Regions from separate parts of the Homo sapiens genome. Here region 2 is linked to region 1. Evidence: read pairs that join two places in POLR2A ChIA-PET (ENCODE). Cell type or tissue: PC-9. All regions are shown on one strand. Links, peaks and the distances in the headings refer to the core of each region. The heading gives the core; the rest is flanking DNA. Region 1 overlaps FSIP1 (fibrous sheath interacting protein 1). Region 2 holds the start of THBS1-IT1 (THBS1 intronic transcript 1).

Region 1 (11,702 bases), core at 4,687-7,186:
TCTAGCAGCTCATTGGTGCCACAGTCCCAGTTTTGGTCAACCAGTCAAGAAAACATAAATAGATCAATGCCATCTATTTATGCTAGTACACTGAATTCAGAACCTCTGGTTAAGTGCTCTTATAGCAATAAATTCAAGCCATCTAAAGTGGTATTTTTCTCTATTTGACCTAAAACTTTCAAAATCCATTATCATACATATTCCCCCAGAATATTTTCCAGTATCAATTGGGAAAGTCTTGCAACTTTTTAGCACCATAAGCTATCACCTCCTACCTTTGACTTTGTCATTGGTGTCTTGAGGCATTCTGGGATCTAAGTTTAGTTACACATCTGGGAGTAGGGCAGAAGGAGAACTGACCTACCTTTGTAATGCAACTCCTTCAGATGGCAGAAAATTCCATCAAGACACGAATAGCCTCATCAGAGAAGGTCACAGGGCTGCTCTAACTGGCAAGGGTGGATTGATGGACTTTAGGGATTCGGGGTGCCCTGAATTCACCAAATCCTACCATATCCCCTGTTCTAGTTCCCAGAGTCCCACTCTTTCTCTAAATACCCAAACCAAATACCAAAATAAGGGACCTAGCTGTGAATTCAAATGACATCCTTAGTTGACAACTTGCATTACTGCATTTGGCTTTTGACTTTTTAACCCTGAAAGAGTTACAAAATAAATTTGTAATATTTATATATAGTACAAAAGAGATTCTTTTAGTGTACTCGTAGAAAGTCCCTATTTTTCAATCCATCCTTAGGTAAGAATATTTAGGAATCTGAGCTTATATTCCCTTTCTTTAAGCTGTCTGCCACCGTTACATGCAGCCATCACACCAGCCCAGTTTTTCAAGTCCTCATTCCTATGCAATTGTTGCATGGAAGTCCCTGCTTGGTTCCCAAAAGGTTTTCTTTCAATTAGCAACTCATTCTAGAAGTTCACAGATGATTTATTTGCTAATTTTCCACCAAATGTTATGGGGTGTCAGTCTTATCCCTTATGCAGCTGGATTTTTCACTACCTTCAGCTCCAACTAACCCAGACAAACCAATCCCAGCTTCCCCCAATTTTTCTGTGGTTCTATTTCCCGGAACCATTCCTGGTTTCAAACTCCCTATCAATCTAGGTTCTTACTTGCAAATAACAGAAATAACAAAACTAAGACTGGCTGCTTTAAGCAGAAACTGAATTAATTGAAACGATGGTGGATATTCCCACATAATCATTGAGAAGGCTATGGAAGGTACTGGAAAACAATCAGGAACAACAGTAGGCTACCCAATCACAACCAAAATCATGCCACAGAATTTAAGGCTGCTCCTTCCACTGGACCACTCAGCTAGCTAGCTGAGCTAACTACACCAACATCAGAAGCAGAGACAGGATGCGACTACTGGAACTGCCACCACTGCCACTTCAGTAAACTGATGTTTCTATCATCACTGTACACATTGAGTAGACCATCACCCATTCTCTGTAGTCTGTCCATTAGTACCGAGTGGGTATTCCTGATAGGCTAGGTCTAGCACATGTCCTGTAGCCAAGGTGGCTGTGATACTGAATAGTGGAACTTCCTAGATTCAATGATGAGAGGCAAGCTCTGAATCCTGCTAAGATTCACAAACTGGGGAACTTCCCAAACAAGGGAAGAGAAATCATATGTAAGGCAACCAGGAAAAAAAAAAAGACAAATACCCCTGTAGGTATCTTCTTGGTATTTTGGGGAAGCATCATTACAGAAAAAGAAGATGAATTTTTATGTGAGCCAAAGTTGGAAAATTTTCATGCTAAGGGAAAAACAGAATGTTGCAAAAGTTTCATTTATTTGTAGGTGTTTTGCATCTATGGCAGTTAGTGATATTTTATAGTGAATAAAAAGAAAGCAAGTAAAGAGAAAAGACTCCCTTGAGTTTCACCATGCAAATTAGAGAATCTGGAAATAATACTCTTGATCCCTCATTCTTTTTTCTGCCCTCAATAAGGCTGATTCAGAAAAAGTATTTATAATATCTGTTAGGATTTCCCAAGAATATTTTAAAATTCTACAAGGACTGACAAGAGAACATTTGCTACCAATTAGAATGGATTTGAGCATCAAAGAACAGAAAAATTCTTATAATAACCTGATTTCACACTTCCCGTTAAGCATGTTTAGAGTACATTATAGCAAAGCATGTTAAAGCAATCTGCCCTCCAAAAAGTGCAACTAAGAGGAGAGCCAATGGAGCAACACTGGAGAACCAGAAATTCAATTCTAGGAGAATGACAGGAGATATGTGAGTGGTCAGAGGAATTAGTGAGTACTCAGTGATTTTAGACGCTTTGCCATTGGTGAGGAGCAGGGAAGTTCTTTCTCCTTGTTAAAAAAGAGGATCTGGAAGCTATAGAAACACACGGCGATTTCTCATCTTAAGCAGGTATGTAGTCTTCTCTCTTGCTACAATCTTCAGAGTATTATATAAGTATTTTAATTTATCCATTTGTTAACATTTGGATATATGCATCCATTTCACTGTGTGTGTTTTGACAACATCTAGAAGACAAATAACTTAACAAAATGTGCTTAGATGGGCCATAAGGAAGAGTGAAAAAGAAGAAAGGGGAAAAGAAGGTAATAACAAGGAGGCAAACAGGGAACCAAAGAGACTATACTATTTTCCTATTTCATGCACATGTGGGTGCGTGTGTGGGTGCATGTGTGTGTGCGCGTGTGTGTGTGCATGTGTGTGTGTGGTGGGGGGTGGTTTTGCCTAGCAAATTTGCTCCATTTCAATAGAAACTTTAAACTTCAAAATTCCTTTTTTTCTTATTGCTAAGTATAAAAGCTAATACTTATTTAAGACCCAGTGCTTTATATTAAGAAAAATATAAAGGTATACATTTAGATTTGAAATGTAGTCTATGATATCGGAGATATATCATGAAATCAGAAGTAATACTAAAAGCAATAAAAGAAAACAAAGAGAAAAAAGAGCAAATGGCTTTTACATAGAGGTTAAAAATTTACTGAATTCTCTTGGTTCCCAACTAACACCAAAGACCAAAGTTCACCATTTTGCTTTTTTCTGAGGCTACAGAGATAGTGGTCATTGCCAAAGCTAGAAGGCCTGTGGGGAGTCCAGAGGAATTTAAGAGAAATGACTGAGCACTGGAGGTGATGAAGCAGAAGCAGCATTTTCCTTGTTCCTCTGACTACCTTTTTTTTCAAGCGTTTTTAACATGGCTCTTGTAGGTCTTCTTTGCAAGCCCTTGCCAGCAAGTGAAAAGCAATCTAGGAAACCACAAGCTTGGTCTGTAATTGAAACAAACAATTTTAGTTCAAGGCGATAAAAGCAGTAACAACGAAAATGGATTCGAAGTTGGTATACAAAACTCCACAATTATGTTTCTTTAAAAGGCTACAGTCAGGAACTACATACAATATATTTTGTATAGGAACTCTGCAACACAAGTGAATATGCTAGGGTTTCTCATGAGTCCTGTGACTCTCAGAAACCTTCTGTCTTCCAAAGAGTTCTTTGGATTCTACCATAAAGTATACAGCAGTATATGGAGAGCATTTTTACTGTTTAAAATCACAAATGCAAATAAGAACATACTGTAAAGGGTTGAGTATCCAGTAGCACACTCTGGATACCCAAAAATGTACAACAGGGAAGAACGGGGACTATTTTTTCATATAAATTCTTAACAATCTGTAAAAGGAAAAAAATGAAAGCCCACAAATAAGCAGAGTAACTTAGTTATAAAAGTTTAGTCATTTCAAATTCATCTCAAAACAACAAATATAGTATTTTATTCCCACTAGACTGTAAGTCTCATTTGTACAAGAGCCAAGTTTGTCTTTGTATTATTGTAATCCTAGCACCTAACAGGGTACCCAGCAAAGAGAAGATGCTCAGTAAATATTTGTTGATGAAATAAATAAATACTTAACGTGTAAAACAATAATTAAATGAATACTTGTGTTAACCCCATGTATGTACATAACATACACTAAAACACGCTTAGGACCCCAAATAATGTCAATTAACAGGGAGAGGCTGAAAGGTGAGAAAAGAGGAGAGATGAAAGCATAAAATAGACAGAGAATTGTCACTTAATCTCTGGAAATTCCTGTAAGCAGTTATCCATTGTTCATGACACCTTGAAAATTCTCATCTTTAACCTATTAGAATTTCTTCAACTGGAATAGCCACAGCAGCCTCCAGAGACATCATTTTCTCTGGGCATAATTAGTGGTCTCCTCCTTGCTCCATTATCCTGATAACATTCAATGAGGTCTCATCTGGCTGCATTATGTTTGGGACCTGTGGTAATGTCACAGAATCAGAAAGCCTTACACATGAACCATCTAATTCAACCTCCTTAATTCACTGATGAGTAATTTCCCAGAGGTTCTGAGTGCCTTGCCCCGGGTCGCAGCGGAAAGAAAACTTCTTTTGTTCCACAGAGTTCTGGGGTACGTGATAAAAGAAGAACTTCAGCTGAATTAAATTTAAAGGAGTTTGAGCAATGAATAATTCGCGAATTGGGCAGCCCCCAGAATCACAGCAGATTCACAAAGACTCCAGTGCAACCACGTGGTAGAAGAAGATTTACAGACAAAAAAAAAAAAAAAATGGAAATGACATACAGAAATTGGAAGGAGAGTACAGAACTGCCGGTTGGTTACAGGTCAGTGTATATGCCTTATTTGAACATCGTTTGAACATTGAGCAGTGTATGAAAGGTTGAAATCTGGCCTCTGGCCACTGGGATTGGCCAAGACTTGGCTATTGTTACAGGTGCATACTACTAAATTAGGTTTTCAATCTCATCTGCCTTTAAGCTAGGTTACAGTTCACCACAAGCACTCAAATATAAAAGTACAGAGTCCTTCTCAGGCCATATTTAGTTTGCTTTAACATACTGCAAAGAATACTAACTTATACATCCCAAAAGGCTCATGGACAGAAATGATTTGTTACTGAATATAAAGATCTATTAGACACCTGGAAATCTTTGGAGACAAAGATGCTTCAAATAGCCATAGAAGGGAATGCATAAGGAAGCTAACACATTACAAATACAAAATTTTTCTATGCCTAATTCAAACTGAAAAAAAAAATGTTTTTTTAATTCCTGTCATTCTCCAGAGAGAGGAAAGCAAAAATTGTTCTCTACATCTGAGCTGTGGTGTCAGCATATTACCCACCACTAGAGCACAAAAGCAAAGTTCAGGCCCTCATTTTAGAATCAACATGGGTGGCTGGTGACCGTCAATTTCACCAATGGGTAAAAACACACGACTTCCCTGGATGCCTGTCATTTGCCTCTCATCGCATAGTAACCAGCTGTATAAGTAAGCAAAAAAATCCTCGAAACTGTTTATTGACTATAATTAACAGGGTTTATGGTATTTGAAAGCAAATAAGCACTATGACAAATATAATAAAATATGATGCATAAAAATGATGTAAAACCGACTTGATGTTCTGACTTTCCAGTGAAAGTCGTTTTCCTGGTTTACCTGATGAAATGTTTCAGAGGTTCATTGCATGAACTATGAGTCATAGCTTCAAGTCTCTGGTTGCCACTTTACCATTTACATGATTTAAGGCCAAAATCTGCTCTCCTTCCTATGTCATAACAAAACCGCGCAAGACTATAACGTAAGCCTCACTACCCATATCCTAGAGCTTTGCAGCAACCAGCAAACGTAAAAACGGAAAACACCAGAGCTCTAAACAGATTACCCAGCTGCTGTGTAAATTTACAGCAGTCTATAAGCCTTCATAATATTAGTAATATTTATAAAATTATTGAGCAGTCCTTGATTATAGTGTATTATAGAAATGCAAATTGCAGTCACAAGAATAGGATGTGGGTTGGGACTCTTGAAATCAACCTTCATTTTTTGACCTGACATTTGATATTTTGCTATAAAGCCTCCAGTTTGAACGTTCTACTTGTCAAGAGTTAATGAAACTGAAATGAGTCACAGATACTATCTATGACTCATATTATTATAATATCACAATTATATAATACTGCAAGTATTCATGGTGCAAAAAAGAATGCCATAGGACAAAAGACCTTCCCTGTAGATCCAGTCATCACAATGAATAAAGCCCTAAGCATGCTTGCTAATTTTAATGGGACCGAAGAGTCTTAACGCAAGTTTCCCCTCTCCCACCCCTGTTTTTTATTTAATTATTTTTAACCTGCTTCTGGTCCAAGAAACCATTTCCTAGCCTGGAGTGCTAGGCATTTACTAATGGCCTTTCCAGCAGGGCTGACATACATGAGTGGCTGTCTCCAGCTCACTCACAGACTTGGGGGCGGCTCTTAGCAGCCTGTTTCTACCTGAGGGTCTTTGTATTTAACTGAATTCTTTAGTGACAGGGATCTGCAGAATAAAGAATGCTGCATGGGGTAGGAATGCACACACGTGTTTTCAGCTGCTTCATATTCAGGCCTGCTGTGACTCAGCTTACAAGATCAAAGTTATAAACTCATTTTTCATTTCTTAGGGGAAAATGTCTCAGTAAAAGTACGAAAACCTGAAACCTTTTTTCAAGGAAGATACAAAACAAACTTTCAAAGTTTTTTTGTTTGTTTTGTTTTGTTTGTCTGTTTTGCTAAGTAGTGGTCAGTATCACAAGATGACATCCATGAAGCTCCACTGGGGACTCTAACATTATATATAAGTTGATTCCTATGGCAAAGTGTATAAACTCACTGGTTATTGTCATTGTGTTCATCCACCATCATTGAGCATATCTCTAAAACAATGTTGTACTATAATTTTTTCCCAGGAGTTTTAGAGAGAAAATAAAATTCCTCTAATGGAGACAGTTTCTTGACACAATTGTTCAGTCCTCGAAGCACTTCATTATTAGGTGGTAGCCATACATTTGAATCAATAAATTCCTATTCAGACTCTGCCTTCAGAGAAAATCCTGTAGCAGTATAATTAATCCTTTGCACCTGAGGTTAAAAATGTGGCCGAATAATAACATCATTTTTAGGCACTGGCAGAGCAGAATTAAGTTCAATAAAAAGTGGGAAAGATAAAAGGAAAAAAAGGAAGATCCAACATATGAAGTGGCTGCTATTTTATTTCAACATTGCTTATATGTTTAGGAAAACATTTAAAAGATGAGTAGACAAGAATGAAATGATGTATCACAAGAAGTTTGTTTCCTTCTTACGGTTTCAAAACTGAAATTGTTAGAGAAAATGAAAAATGAGTTTTTAAGTGTTGAGAGTAATTCTAGAAAATATTTGTGCACACAAAGCCTGACTAGACCTATTCCAAATGATGTTCTTATCTGGAGTTTCCCAGCTAGGTTAATGCGGGCATTACCAAATCCTGAGGTACCTAAAAGGAGTTGTCAGAGAAAAGATAAAACAAAAATAAAAGATGGAGAAACAAATAATATAGAGTGTTTTCTGATCAGAAATAAGCCTGCCAACTACCCATTAGAGACTGGTTAATACTTGTGAGTCTCAAATTGCCTGAATTTATTCTGGAGCTTCTAGATATATCTGGGGAAATTGAGACAATGTACTTCTTTCTTTTTGTAAAAAAACAGTAGGTGTTACCCAAATAAGTGGGAACATCAAGTCTGGTCTTTATTTCTGAGGTTGCCTGCAAGTTGCTACATCCATAACAAAAGTGCCTTTGCAGTTTACTCTTCAGCATATATTATTTCATAAGCAAGGTACTCAAATTGAATCTCAGCTTCAAAACTTAGTATCAATCACATTTTTCAACCTTCCAGTTTAGTTTTGGTATGACTGGAAAATTCTGCAATGCTAAGGAAGTGTGCCAACCATAAATTAAAATAACATCTGAATGTACCCTACATAGTTTATAAGCCTACAAAGGACCTAACGTCATGAGGTTTATGAGTAACAAACCTTGGTGACAGTAATTTTCCTTAGCTGAAACTCTCTATCACTTAAAATATTCTGTCAGACACCCAGTTACACTTTGAGATTTCTCATCAGGCTTTTAGTATTTTAAAAACTCAATTTCTGAAATTTCGCCTATAGGCTCGATCCTTCCAAACACACCTCCCTCCTGAAATTTCATGCTCATCACAGCTGAATGCCTGCGACTGTCCCGAACACTTCCCCTCGCTACAGGAAAATGCATTAACTTCCAGCTGCCCGGCCGAGTGTGCCATGTCCGTATCAATTAGGCTTGAGCATTTAAAACGGCTGTTCCTGAGGTGATTAATGACTGCAAATGAGAAGACCTTTCGTTTCCCGGGGACAGGTCACCCCAGACCCTGTGTTATCGCCACCAGTCAAGGCATCCTGCTGAACCAGGCTGCCATGCATCCCCTTTCCAGCCCATTTATCAGTCAAACCTGCCAGGATGATTCTTTTCAGGTGTGCATCTGAGACACGAGGGGAGAGACCTTTGTTTTAATTGCCCATGATTTGCTTTATGGTCTCCAAGAACTCATGAGAACTTCTGCCAAAGTAGTTTCAAATTCAGAAGCTGGGACAAATGAGCATCTCCACCATGGATGAGGAGCAGTATCTAGATACACAATGTTCAAAAGCACTTTTCAGCACTATGATTTACAGGCAAGTACTGAAAAAAAAAAACTTAGCCAAGAGGATTTTTTGAATTTGTAACTAAAGGTAAACCTGTTTTATAGCTGGCATCTCATTGTTCAGGAAATTCCAAGGCCGGCTGCCATCAAAGGTTGAGAAAATAAAATGATTTAATTCAAGTTTTCAAATTGCTGATGTAAAATGGTATCATTCCATTTCTCATCCACATATAAGTGAGCTGAACAATCATCAGGCAGTTATAGTCAAAAGAAACTTTTCAGAACAAAGCTGTCATTAAGAGATATAAAAACATTTATCCAAAGAAGACATAACAATGGCCAACAGCTATGTGAAAAAGTGCTCAAAATCACTAATTATTAGAGAAATGCAAATCAAAACCACAATGAGATATCACCTCATGCCTGTTAGTATAACTGTTATCAAAAAGACGAGATAACAAGTATTGATGAGGGCATGGAGAAAAGAGAAACTTTCTACATTCTTAGTGGAAATGTAGATTGGTACAGCCATTGTGGAAAACAGTATGAAGGATCCTAAAGGAATTAAAAATAGAACTACTGATACAGTGGCTGCTGCCATCATGTCAGCTGCAGCAGGGAGGCGTGGCTGGGGCTGCACACTCCATGGAGCCAGTGGGAGCCCTGCCTCTTCTGAGTTGGAAAGAGAGCTACGTGCCTCTGCAGCCACCCAAACTGCAGCTACAGACCCAGGCCTCCTGCTCTAGTGAGCAAGCAGGAGCCTCGCCCTCCTGGGTGAGGCTACAGGCCACCTAAACTACAGCTGTGAATCCAAGCCTCCCTTGTGCTCTTGGGGGAGCCAGGAACAGTCAGGATCTGCCCTCCTGGGTGCAGCTGGAGCCACGGCACTGGTGGCTGCAGATCTGGAACTCCCAGTTGGGAAGCAGGCAGGAGCCGGGGACAAGCGGGAGCCCTGCCTCTTCCGAGTTGGCCAGGCCGGAGCTCCTGGCTGCAGCTGCTGCTGCCCTCCCACGTGCAGGGCGTCTCTGCAGCCTGCACCCTCGGGCACCCCAGGAAGGTTCCCTGCCCCTGTCCCTGAAGGCTCAGGGGTGTCTGCTCCCACTGCCTGGCCTCTCTCCGCTCCCAGTCCCCAGCTCCAATCTCGGAGCGGGGTTGGGGCCGAGCCCCAGGGCCATGAACGGCAGCAGGAGGCAGACAGAGTCCGGGGTGGAAGGGGGCAGGGTCCCCAGTAAGGCCCCACTTTCAGGCCGTCCCTGGCCTGAACACTGGGGGCCGGGCTGCCAGTCCTGTGGACGGGAGAGGAGACTCATGGTGCCTCTTTGGCTTGCCCATGGACCAACTGGCATGCACTCTGTCCTCTCTGAACTCCATAAAAGCTCTGTACTCAGCCAGAGCAGGGCAGAGGATGGCTAAGGACGAAGAGGGCAGAGAGAATGGGAGCAGACCACAAGGTGCAGAGAAGACTACCCTGTCTGCTGATAGCTGGAGACGATGGGAAGACCAGCTGCAGAGAGGAGTACCCTCACTGCTGAGAGCTGCAGAGATGACCTGCCAGTAGAGAGGAGCTACTCACTCCTTTGAGCTGTTCTAACACTAAATAAAACTCTGCTTCTTCACCCTTCACTTGTCTGTGTACCTCATTTTTCCTGGATGCAGGACAAGAACTCGGGCAAAGGTGCTGGGGCCACAGAGGTTTCCCACCAGAAAAATCGACACCCAAGAGATCTCCTAACACTACTGGTTTGGGCCGTAATCCCAGCACTCTGAGAAGCTGAGGCAGGAGGATTGCTTGAGGCCAGGAGTTCGAGACAGGCCTGCGTAACATAGCGAGACCTCATCTCTACAAAAAAAAAAAAAAAAAAAAAAAAAAAGGCTGCGTTTGGTGATGTGTGCCTGTAGTCCCAGCTACCCTGGAGACTGAGATGGGAGGAGTACTTGAGCCCAGGAGTTTGAGCTTTACAGTGAGCTATGATTGCACCACTGCATTCCAGCATGGGATACAGAGTGACACTGTGACACACTGTCTCTTAAAAAAAAAAAAAAAGTCTAATGGAAATGAAATCACCACTTAACTTCATAAAGGTATCCACATTTCCTTGTTCATTGCAGCATTATTCACAATAGTCAAGATACTGAAACAACTGAAATGTCTGTTGATGGATGAATGGATACAGAAACTGTGATATACACACATACAGAGAAATATTATTTAGCCTTAAAAAAGGAGATCCTGCCATTTGCCACACGAATGAACATGGATGACATTATGCTAAGTGAAATAAACCAGACACAGAAAGAAAAATACTGCATTATTTCATTTATATATGGAATCTAAAAAAAGAAAAACAAAGTTGAATACATGAAGATAGAATAAAGTGGTTGTTACCAGGGGTGATAGAAGTAGTTGTTACCAGGGATGTGGTGAGACTGGTAGGAAATGGGGAGATATACATAAAAGGATACAAAGTTGCAGACATGTAAGATGAACAAGTCTGGAGGTCTAACATACAACATGAGGACTATAGTTAGTAATACTGCCTTTTATTTGAGATTCTTGCAAAAAGAGTAGATTTTACGTGTTCTTTCCACACATACGCAAAGAGGGTAACTATGTGAAATGAATGTGTTAATTTGCTTGACTATAATAACCATTTCACAATGTATATCAAAACATCATGTTGTATACTTCAAATATATATAATTTTAAAAAAGTGGTTTTTTTGGTGGTCAAAAAAAAGAGATACAAAAACAAAAGCCCTGTGGATGCATCATCTGGGGTTTATTCCACTTGACATATGAGACTCTGCCTTATGGTAGGGCTCAGGTATCCACCTCTGTCCCTTCTGGCCCTGGGCATGCCAAACCTACACCCAGAAGAGACTTGTGCTACCCTTTCCACATCTTTTCTACCCCATGACATCACTGGTATGTTACTCAGATTTTGGTGTTTTCTAACAGTCTCAGGACATAGGAAAAAAATTTACACTTAAAGCTTCAGAACAGCCATTCAAAAAATTATCACTTAATAGAATGAAAACACACATGTACCATGAATAGGAGAGGGAAGGCATTAAAAAAAAAAGACTTCTTAAGGTCAATTTTCCAAAAGGTCTATGTTTAAATGTTCTAACAAAATCTACTGCATAAGGA
Region 2 (11,702 bases), core at 3,094-5,593, 55 kb before region 1:
CCCTGAGGCAGATGAAGAAGACCCGGGGCACGCTGCTGGCCCTGGAGCGGAAAGACCACTCTGGCCAGGTCTTCAGCGTGGTGTCCAATGGCAAGGCGGGCACCCTGGACCTCAGCCTGACCGTCCAAGGAAAGCAGCACGTGGTGTCTGTGGAAGAAGCTCTCCTGGCAACCGGCCAGTGGAAGAGCATCACCCTGTTTGTGCAGGAAGACAGGGCCCAGCTGTACATCGACTGTGAAAAGATGGAGAATGCTGAGTTGGACGTCCCCATCCAAAGCGTCTTCACCAGAGACCTGGCCAGCATCGCCAGACTCCGCATCGCAAAGGGGGGCGTCAATGACAATTTCCAGGTGAGGCTTCTTCTCTGAGCCCTGCTCCGTGGGATCATCTGCTAGACAGGTGACCTGCCAGGAGGGCTACAGGAAATCCTGTCTGTAAACTAACGCAGCAGTTCTCAGATTTTAGGCAGCATGAGCATCACCTGGAGGGCTTGTGAAAGCTCACCCTGCTGCACCCCAGCCCCAGAGTCTGGGATTCTGTAAAACTGCAACTCTAACAAGTACCAGGTGATGCTGATGCCGGTGGTCTGGGAAGCACACTTTGAAAACTACTCAAGGAAACAAGAAATGGTTTTCCTTTAGCAGTCAGCCTGTTCAAGCCTTAGATACTCCTTAGGCTCTTAAGAAAAGAGCTTATTTCAAATGCATTCCCCCAATTTTAATCTTGTTTGAAATGGATACTTTCTATGGGCAGAATCAGTACCACTTTGCTATTGGATTCCTCATGGGGATGCAGCTGGTCTCACATAAAAGGTTAAAATAGCAGTTAGTTGTTGCTGTTACAGCTTCATCTGTGCCTTAACTTCTAGATCTTTGCAACGGTGGCTTTGAACTCCCACATTTAACTCTTTGACACTGGAAAGTGTCATTATATCCTCTAGGCTTAGGATCAGATTCCATTTCCTGTGTACCCAAGTAGGCTGATAACTGAATTCTTTGTAAAATACTCAAGACTTGGCAGAAGTCACAATTAAGATTTTGAAGTTGTTTGGCGATTAATGTTGCTGTGTTATTTTGACATAGTGATCTTAAGACAGCTCTTTGAAGCTTTTAGAACATCTATTGTATGCTTTTCCTAGCATACAGACAGTCTCCCCCAACCCCATCCCCACCCCGCTCTGCATTCTACAAGTAATGTGTGTCCTCTGCCCACAGGGGGTGCTGCAGAATGTGAGGTTTGTCTTTGGAACCACACCAGAAGACATCCTCAGGAACAAAGGCTGCTCCAGCTGTGAGTACCCCTCTATTTTTAGGGCACATAGGGAATCAGGGGGAATTCCACCAAAAACAAACTGAGGAATTTAGCAATAGTGGTTATACATAAATTACCCCCAGTGAGATCATCAAGAGGCATACAGAAGTGACTCCAAGGGGTATTATACACACACACGTATACACACGTGCGCATACACGCAACCCCTCTACCTGCATCCTTCACACCAAATGAAACGTCTTCTACCACTAAGAACTCAAGAGGCTGGTTGGTAAGAGTATCTATTTGAAGTTTTCATTTTGTTTCTTGCCAGCTACCAGTGTCCTCCTCACCCTTGACAACAACGTGGTGAATGGTTCCAGCCCTGCCATCCGCACTAACTACATTGGCCACAAGACAAAGGACTTGCAAGCCATCTGCGGCATCTCCTGTGATGAGCTGTCCAGCATGGTCCTGGAACTCAGGGGCCTGCGCACCATTGTGACCACGCTGCAGGACAGCATCCGCAAAGTGGTCAGTGGCCTCTGCACCCAGCCCGTTAGCATGAACCCTGGAAGGTTTATCGCAGATGGTCCCAAATGACTGAAAATGCGGGGGGACACTAATGATATTCTCTCCCATTTAGACTGAAGAGAACAAAGAGTTGGCCAATGAGCTGAGGCGGCCTCCCCTATGCTATCACAACGGAGTTCAGTACAGAAATAACGAGGAATGGACTGTTGATAGCTGCACTGAGTGTCACTGTCAGGTAAGGGACCTTCACCAGCCAGAATAAGAATCGACGGCTTTTGTTTGAACCTACATCTTTGGGGAAATACCCTAATCGCCACAGAGATTCTTTTTATGTTCCATGGCCTGATAACAAAGTGTTTTTTTTTTCTTTAAGATGCAATTATGGCATCTATAAGTTCTTCTTTAAACTCTCAGATGGTTTATCAAAGTATTAATTATACCCCAGGCTAAGTATCTAAGAGAATGAATCTACTAAGACATCTGAATAATTTACCTACCTTAGTTCAAAGACTAAGTGTTGAATGTCAGGTAAATAAAACCTGGTTGGAACATTCATTTTTTTTTCCCAACCCTGATTTATATTCAGCTTTGGCATAGGTTCTTTTAGTACAGTAGCAATTGTTTTTCAAATCACTTAGTCTGACACTGTTAGGATGTTACTGTCTGCTTTGCTCAGATGGCACTGCCAGGTGTGTGATTCACTCTAGCATCCCCGCATGCCAGTGGCCAGTGAGTTTGGAGGTTCACCTGGCTTATCTATTAATAGCAAAGTATTTGAATTTGCTTAAATACAAATCACAGATGACTGGCTGTGGGAACCAACTTCATTAAATTCCCTTTCTTTTCCAATATAAAGACAGATCACAGATCTATAGATGAGGAAAAAGTGCTTATAGATCTTCCTTCCTCCCCCCAAACACATAATATAAAAATGTAAAAGTCCTGGCTGAATTTTCTGAGTTTGATTTCAGACATAGATTTGACCCATGATGTTTGTTGGTTCCTCTGCTATAAATTCTTTGTACTGTAACTTCCACCCTTGACTAAGTAGCAATTAAAAAGAACTTTCCAAGGAATGGAGTGACACGTAAACTAGCACTAGAACTGTCTCTACGATAGTGGTGGCTGCAAATATGACAGAGACAGATCTATGAAAATCATTCCACTAGAGCATTGACAGCCCTGACCATGTTTTGGCTTGTAAAGGAAATGTTACAGGATGTAGACTTCTGTATGCAACATGCTCAGCAGCCTGTTCCCCTCTCACTCTCTTGCCCTGCAGAACTCAGTTACCATCTGCAAAAAGGTGTCCTGCCCCATCATGCCCTGCTCCAATGCCACAGTTCCTGATGGAGAATGCTGTCCTCGCTGTTGGCGTAAGTTTCTCAAATGGCATAGCTATTCTTCAGTGACTAGGTCAGTTCTACATACATCCTAGACAGCCGAGCACAACACTGGAACCCCACCCCCATCTCCATCATGCTTCCATTCAGTTTCTTGCTGCAGCAGCTGGTTAACTGACAGCTTATCTGCTGTACAGAGCCAAAACTCCATTATGAGTACATCGTAATTACCCATCTGGATTGCAGTAATGGCAGTGAAGATCTTGGTATAGCTCATTAATTCTGATTTTTTGCTTTGAGGAAAAGAGATGAAGACGTGGCAGCAACAGCTCTAAGTTGACTGCTTTTAGAATTTGACCTTAGTGGCACAGAGTTAAGAAAAATCTGCTCACCAGAGATATTGACAGGCTTACTGTGTAAGCATTGGCCTGATCGGGCCTGGAAGTTTTGCCCCTTTCATCTGTAGGGATAAGAGGGCCTAAGAGAATAGCAGCAATCTGAGCTCTAGAGCACCAAAAGAAATAAGGCACGATATCGTTCCATGGCACGTTATCCCTGGCTTTTGTTACCAGTAAAATGAATGACTTTGCTGAGACAATACTTAGTGTAGCAGGTACAAGTTATAAAAGTGATTCATTACAACTAAGATAAGGAAGAAAACAGGAAAACAGCACTTGCCCTTCACACACACAGAAACACACATGCACACACACACAAACACACCCTTGTCACAGCTCAGAATAACCAATTCCATCCAGGGATCATATTAGCGATATTGGCACTGTAATGGTCGTTTTTACATTTATTTTCTGTTCCGCATTCACTTAACATGTGCGTTAAAAGGAACAAAGCTAGCTGGAGGTAGCAAAGTTTTGAACTTGAATCAGGGATTGCTAAGAAAACTTACAACTAATGACCACAGAAAGTAAGTTCTTTGTCTTCTGTCTGATACAGCTAGATGTGATTGTAGCCGTGGTGCCTGGGCAGATGGTAAACAAACATGCTGTCCTCTTATGACAATATGTGCAGAGAAGGCCCCAAACGCTGGGGTGAGAGGAACAACAAACTGACTAACTCACGGCCGAGTTGGAGCCAGAACCAACAACAGCTCGGCTGCCTTCACACTCATCTGTCAAACACATGGTGTATGGCTCCCCTGACAGAAATGACTCCTATAAGCTTCCTCATACTCGCGCATTCTTGGAAGTCTGAGACTGGAAATGCCTACCCAGATATGTTAAGTCAGTAAAGGAAAACTCATTTGCAATGCTGAGAGGAGAAAGAAAATCAATGAATAGGAGAGCATACACTGTGGGAAGGCTCAGCTGTACTGAGCCAGGCAAAGCATCCGATTACCCCACTGCTGTACACATCATGACCTGGGATAAACCCCTGGGCCGTTGGCCTAAGAAATATGTTGCTTTTCATCCTGTATAACTGCAACTTTGTGCCGGCTCATATTATGTTCTAGAGAGCTCATGTACACCATGGTGACCATAGTTAATAATACTGGATTGTATGCTTAAAATTTGCTAAGAGAGTAGATCTTAAGTCATCACCAAAAAAAGTAACTGTAAGATGATGGAGATGTGTTAATTAGCTTGACGGTGGTAATCACAATATATGTGTATATCAAAACATCACATTATACACCTTAAATGTATATAATATTTGTCAATTATACCTCAGTAAAGCCAAAAAGAAATAAATATATTGCTTTTCACCCTCTGGCAAGTGGAGGGCCCTGAACAGAGCCCTCTAAAGAACAGCTTGTCCTAATCATCACGTACCTGATGAACCTCTGTTTCCCCTGCAGCCAGCGACTCTGCGGACGATGGCTGGTCTCCATGGTCCGAGTGGACCTCCTGTTCTACGAGCTGTGGCAATGGAATTCAGCAGCGCGGCCGCTCCTGCGATAGCCTCAACAACCGATGTGAGGGCTCCTCGGTCCAGACACGGACCTGCCACATTCAGGAGTGTGACAAGAGATGTAAGCATCTTAGCCTCTCAGGGACGTGGAGAACTGACCTGTCCTTGTTGTCGTCACCAAGGGCAGCTCCACAGCATGTATATTAAGAACACGGGTTCTAGGATCTCTGGATCCCAATCCCACTGCTTAGCTGTGCACCCTTGAACACAACTTACCCTCTCTGAGGCTCTTTCCTCATTTGCAACTTGGAGATAATAATAGTTCTTGATAAGTTTATCTTGAGCATTTTATTTAGATACTGCATGTAAAGCAGTTAGCACTGAGTTTTGGTTTATGGTAAGCACCCTGTAAATGTTAGGATATTAACAGCAACCCATAAAAACAGCGAACTTATCCGTTCTCTGGTAGAAAACATTCCATGTTGACATTTGGGCATGTGGCCAGGAGCCAATTTCTACCGTACACTGGGTTTAGTTGCCATTGACCATTTCCTGGAAATACTTCTGCGTGCTCCTGATGGGAGCCTCTATTTGGCTGTCTCTAAGCCAAAACCATTTGTGACCATCAACTCTGTACTTTAGTTAAACAGGATGGTGGCTGGAGCCACTGGTCCCCGTGGTCATCTTGTTCTGTGACATGTGGTGATGGTGTGATCACAAGGATCCGGCTCTGCAACTCTCCCAGCCCCCAGATGAACGGGAAACCCTGTGAAGGCGAAGCGCGGGAGACCAAAGCCTGCAAGAAAGACGCCTGCCCCAGTAAGTGTGAGGTCCGCTGCAAGGGTGAGCATGGGCAGCAGCTCTGCCCAGCTGGTTGCCTGGCATCTGCAGCCTGCAGTTCAGTGGGTCATAGAGCAGGAAGGTTACCTACTAGAGAAACAAACAGAAGCAAAGTCCTGCAGGCTCAGCAACTTCTTTTAATGAAAAACAAACTCACCCTCTTCCCCAGCATTCTTTCCATGTGTCAGAGAAGCAGAGGTTTCTTGAACGGGCTTAGGAGAGTCTATGACAAGGGAGGGATTTGAAAGTTGATCTTAATTGTTGCCTGTGGTTCATCTTCTTACAGTCAATGGAGGCTGGGGTCCTTGGTCACCATGGGACATCTGTTCTGTCACCTGTGGAGGAGGGGTACAGAAACGTAGTCGTCTCTGCAACAACCCCACACCCCAGTTTGGAGGCAAGGACTGCGTTGGTGATGTAACAGAAAACCAGATCTGCAACAAGCAGGACTGTCCAATTGGTGAGCCACGCAGCCCAGGATGAAACGACCCAGGAGCTTTGCTCTTTTACTGAATGCTGCAGTCAGCATTCGAGGAGATTCCAGCTTGGTTAGTCCTGAGCGATTTGATTGCTCTAAGATGCAGGTGGACAACATAATCCCAACAAGTTATCGGTTCCCTATACCCTATAATATCTTACACTGTGTTAAGTGCCCAGCATGGCAGTATGGCAGCTTAGACCAACCATTTACTGTGACTGTCTCTCTCTCCTTGTCTCAGATGGATGCCTGTCCAATCCCTGCTTTGCCGGCGTGAAGTGTACTAGCTACCCTGATGGCAGCTGGAAATGTGGTGCTTGTCCCCCTGGTTACAGTGGAAATGGCATCCAGTGCACAGATGTTGATGAGGTGAGGAACTGATGGGGCTCCGAGTTTCTGGATCTAGGAAAGCAGCTAACCTGTGCAGTCGCTTCCTTATGGCAGTGACTTCTAAACATGATGCACGCTCTTATTTCCTCCATAGTGCAAAGAAGTGCCTGATGCCTGCTTCAACCACAATGGAGAGCACCGGTGTGAGAACACGGACCCCGGCTACAACTGCCTGCCCTGCCCCCCACGCTTCACCGGCTCACAGCCCTTCGGCCAGGGTGTCGAACATGCCACGGCCAACAAACAGGTACAGTCAACTAGACGAGTAAACCAGAGGACAGGAGAGCTGTCCTTGACCAAAATAACTGGGAGCGGGAGGAATGTAATTTCATACCCTTCACCAAAAAAAAAAGGGCGAGGAGATGAATGTACGGTCTAGTTTTAGAAACGTGATTAGAAAATCCATGGTAAATCCTGCAGGGGAAAAACAGTCTTCCATATTTAAAAATGCTGCTCTGGAATAAGTTGTGAGCAGATGGACTTGTAAACGCCTAGGTGCTGAGCAAATTCAAGAAAAATAAACATAAAGCAAAGTTTGCTTATAGCCTCAGGGAGAATGGGGAGGGACAGAGGTAACCCACACTCTTCCAAATGGAGCCTCTGTCTACTCAGAGATGACAGGGATCTGGATTCTTGTTTCCATGATATCTGAGGATTCTCAAAAGCTCTGTGTAACAGCAGCATGGTGTACCCTCAGGTGTGCAAGCCCCGTAACCCCTGCACGGATGGGACCCACGACTGCAACAAGAACGCCAAGTGCAACTACCTGGGCCACTATAGCGACCCCATGTACCGCTGCGAGTGCAAGCCTGGCTACGCTGGCAATGGCATCATCTGCGGGGAGGACACAGACCTGGATGGCTGGCCCAATGAGAACCTGGTGTGCGTGGCCAATGCGACTTACCACTGCAAAAAGGTAGAGCCAGGTCCTTTGTGTGCCTCCAGAAAGAGGGCCCATCACCTTATCAAAACACAGGCTAAGGAATTTTAAATACTTAAAGTTTGGACATGAAACTGAAAGATTAAATCTCCCAAAGGGAGAGGGGCACTAATTCCTATTAAAATTAAATCACTTGGTGCCAAAAACATGAACAGGGCTAGCTCTTTTTGGGCAACTGTGTTCCATAGTCAACTCTTCTGTCCAAAAAAAAGTTCAGTACTCTATCCAAATACCAGCAAAGCATGACTTGTGTTCACAACATCTATAAAGCCTAGAGCATTTACACAAATTCTGTATGTATATCCCCCAAGAAAAGTTTTATTTTCTTGTCTTCCCATAAAAAAAATATGCTGTTACTGAGCCAAATTCTGTTCTTTTTCTATTTGGAATTCCAGGTACACTCCCTCGTGCATGAGCTCAGCATGAGGAAGGCAACTGAAGCAGTGATATATATCTTCTCTTTCCTAGGATAATTGCCCCAACCTTCCCAACTCAGGGCAGGAAGACTATGACAAGGATGGAATTGGTGATGCCTGTGATGATGACGATGACAATGATAAAATTCCAGATGACAGGGTAAAAACAGTTTTCTATCCCTTTTTCATCTTTTCAGTTCAGCAACAGCCTGAAACACTTTGGGATTCAAGGAAATTACATGGCTATAGCAAAAAATATACCAAATCAATACACAGGATAATTAGAAATTATTCATTGTGTTCCAGTAGTTTAAGGATGTAGATGTTGCCAAGAGAATTTTTAAATGAGGGTTTTGTTTTTCATCAGAACTGTTTTTCTCTGTACTTGAGAAATTATAATGCATAAACAAATGCCACTTTGTTCCCTAGATTCATTTCAAATGTCACATCGAAATTACAGTAAAATTGACTTTGGGCACACTATGAACTGAGATGATGGGATTATATTCTACATCTCACTAACTTCTAACCCACAGGGATCCATTTTTTTAACTATGTCCTTTTAACTTTTGTAGTGATCGTTTTACACTGAGTGATCAATTAGCCTATCCACTAGGTAGAAAGTATTGCTGATTTTCACAGTTTTAGACATATTATGCACATGGTTTGAGGCTTGAGCTGTTTTCAAGGACAACATTGTTAAGTGCTCCATTTCTTCTCTTTGCAGGACAACTGTCCATTCCATTACAACCCAGCTCAGTATGACTATGACAGAGATGATGTGGGAGACCGCTGTGACAACTGTCCCTACAACCACAACCCAGATCAGGCAGACACAGACAACAATGGGGAAGGAGACGCCTGTGCTGCAGACATTGATGGAGACGGTAAGGTGCTGCCTGATCAGAGGGCCCGCGGGAGACAGGGACATGCACAGCTTTCCAAACGTACTTCTGTCTAGTCCTGGCTATTAGTATGCACTTTGGTGGAAACATCCAAGGCTGGAGAGCCCAGCTCTTATTTGTCCCTTGTTCTCTTCAGGTATCCTCAATGAACGGGACAACTGCCAGTACGTCTACAATGTGGACCAGAGAGACACTGATATGGATGGGGTTGGAGATCAGTGTGACAATTGCCCCTTGGAACACAATCCGGATCAGGTAGGTGGATGGACTCCTTTCAGAGTCTTTCAGTAAACTGTTGGAATATCCCTTTCATGGCCTTTGAAAAATGAGCTTAACAAAGTTCAAACACTTTCATTACTGTGGCTCCCTGGCTTCTCATAGCCAACTGGAATACGTTCATGTAAATAATTTGCCTGATGTGAGCTCCTTGCACAGAGTCTCACAGATCTTTAGCATGAAGATCTGGTAACTTCAGTCTTACCTTCTGTAAGAAGGGCTACTGGACTTGCTCAGCATCGTCTACCATTGTTAAGACAAATTATACAAAGCAGACATCTGTGACTGACAACTGTACAATAATATTAATCATATGTAATACTAAGAGATGGAAAAATAAATGTGCATAAGCAAAATAACCATTTTCATGGCTAATGATGTAATCTAGCTATAAGAAAATCATCAAACTAAGGATACATCCAAAACCAAAGTAATTTATCCCTGTCATAAACATTACCCAGACAGTATACAACACAGGGACCAGTGGTCTGTTTCCATCTTTTCAGGACTTTTCAGAGAAGTCGACGTGTCAACAGTTTTACAACTGAAACCTTCTAAGGAAATTCTCTGTTATAAAGTATCCAGAAAATTTCATTTAACATTAAGATGTAAACAGTTAACATTTCATTTCATCTTTAGTAATTAAATATCACTCTATTTGACCTTATTTAGAAAGTTTTATATGTAAAACATTTTTAAATTATCCCTTCTCAGATTTTTATACGAAAACAAAGATAAAGGAAAAAAACTTTTAAAATGTAATTGCTACTATTGCTATCTTTCTGCAGGAGTGTGTAAATAGACATGACACCCCACTGGCTGTATCAAACAATGGAGAATTTTCCCTGTGGTGGGGGCATAAGTTATCTTTAACATGAATGGTTTATACTGCAATTTACCCTCCATTTACATCTCTCTTTCAGCTGGACTCTGACTCAGACCGCATTGGAGATACCTGTGACAACAATCAGGATATTGATGAAGATGGCCACCAGAACAATCTGGACAACTGTCCCTATGTGCCCAATGCCAACCAGGCTGACCATGACAAAGATGGCAAGGGAGATGCCTGTGACCACGATGATGACAACGATGGCATTCCTGATGACAAGGACAACTGCAGACTCGTGCCCAATCCCGACCAGAAGGACTCTGACGGTGAGTCATGGGAGCCACTTTCTAAGACAGGGACTGCTGGCACAGCTGTGTAGATTGAAGAAATGAAACCAAGGCTCAAAGCATTTGACAGGATGAAGGGACCAAATGCCAACTTAGACAAGATAGTGACATTTCTGACACCAGTAATAATAATAGCACTTTAGAATTTTGCTGAACTCTTGCTTTTTTGACCTCAGGCGATGGTCGAGGTGATGCCTGCAAAGATGATTTTGACCATGACAGTGTGCCAGACATCGATGACATCTGTCCTGAGAATGTTGACATCAGTGAGACCGATTTCCGCCGATTCCAGATGATTCCTCTGGACCCCAAAGGGACATCCCAAAATGACCCTAACTGGGTTGTACGCCATCAGGGTAAAGAACTCGTCCAGACTGTCAACTGTGATCCTGGACTCGCTGTAGGTGAGTAGCGAGTTCTTAGATCCTAAGAGACTGATGCATACATGGGGAAAAACAAATATAAAACCTGGCAGTTGTACCTATCCCTGTGGGTGCTGAGGATGTCTAGGAACATGATGGAGAACCTTCTGAAGGCTGCAGGTTTTAACCTGGCTCTGGGCTCTTCTTCCAGGTTATGATGAGTTTAATGCTGTGGACTTCAGTGGCACCTTCTTCATCAACACCGAAAGGGACGATGACTATGCTGGATTTGTCTTTGGCTACCAGTCCAGCAGCCGCTTTTATGTTGTGATGTGGAAGCAAGTCACCCAGTCCTACTGGGACACCAACCCCACGAGGGCTCAGGGATACTCGGGCCTTTCTGTGAAAGTTGTAAACTCCACCACAGGGCCTGGCGAGCACCTGCGGAACGCCCTGTGGCACACAGGAAACACCCCTGGCCAGGTAAGAAGCAAAGCCCTGGAACAGAGAGAGAGCTTATGGGTGCCTGACTAGCACTGGGGATGCTGTGCTTTGACCAAGACTCTGACCAGGGAGTCTTAGAAAGTTCCCAGCATCACCAGCTGCAGCATTGAACTCTGCTTTGTAAAAACATAATAGTGTTGAAAAGGGAGCTTGACCAAGAATTGCCCTGCAAATCCTAAGGTGCCTTCAGCCTTTTCAAACAAAAAAACCTCCTTCCCTCCTCTCTGTCTGCTTTATATGTGTGCTCAGTGGCACACAACAAATATGAGAGGACTTGGAAAAATTCCCCATTGCAGCCCTCTAACTTAGATCAGCTCAGTACCTTTCAAGCATTGTTTCTGATGGAATGAAATAGAAATCTTTACCTGAAGGAGCTGTGTTTCAACCTTTCCTTTTCCTTTTCCTTCAGGTGCGC

Evidence for each region. Peaks named below come from ENCODE experiments on the same cell type or tissue, not always from the same donor. Only the 100,000 strongest peaks of a DNase experiment are listed, where the experiment ranks them.
Region 2: POLR2A ChIA-PET joins it to region 1 with 10 read pairs; 8 of 35 experiments call an interaction of 5 or more read pairs at or near these places.

What each region holds. Positions count from the first base shown.
Region 1 is chr15:39,636,125-39,647,826 of GRCh38, forward strand. All of the region lies in intron 10 of FSIP1 (fibrous sheath interacting protein 1), which reads right to left. It overlaps LOC105370785 (a long non-coding RNA gene), which reads left to right. Exons shown (of 3, transcript XR_932156.3): 3 at 4,451-4,625. Among named protein-coding and RNA genes, the nearest start is that of THBS1-IT1, 56 kb to the left of the region's middle. In PC-9, for the core only: no CTCF peak of the experiment used is centred there; DNase peaks (open chromatin) are centred at 5,507 and 6,037; H3K4me3 peaks cover 1,633 bases; H3K27ac peaks cover 2,393 bases.
Region 2 is chr15:39,582,403-39,594,104 of GRCh38, forward strand. THBS1 (thrombospondin 1) reads left to right here. Exons shown (of 22, transcript NM_003246.4): 3 at 1-350; 4 at 1,215-1,290; 5 at 1,586-1,785; 6 at 1,898-2,020; 7 at 3,068-3,161; 8 at 4,945-5,118; 9 at 5,640-5,816; 10 at 6,124-6,297; 11 at 6,557-6,684; 12 at 6,800-6,952; 13 at 7,403-7,621; 14 at 8,114-8,221; 15 at 8,789-8,948; 16 at 9,103-9,221; 4 more. It overlaps THBS1-IT1 (THBS1 intronic transcript 1), which reads left to right and starts at 3,724. Exons shown (of 1, transcript NR_186398.1): 1 at 3,724-4,851. RefSeq lists an enhancer at 10,997-11,702. In PC-9, for the core only: no CTCF peak of the experiment used is centred there; no DNase peak of the experiment used is centred there.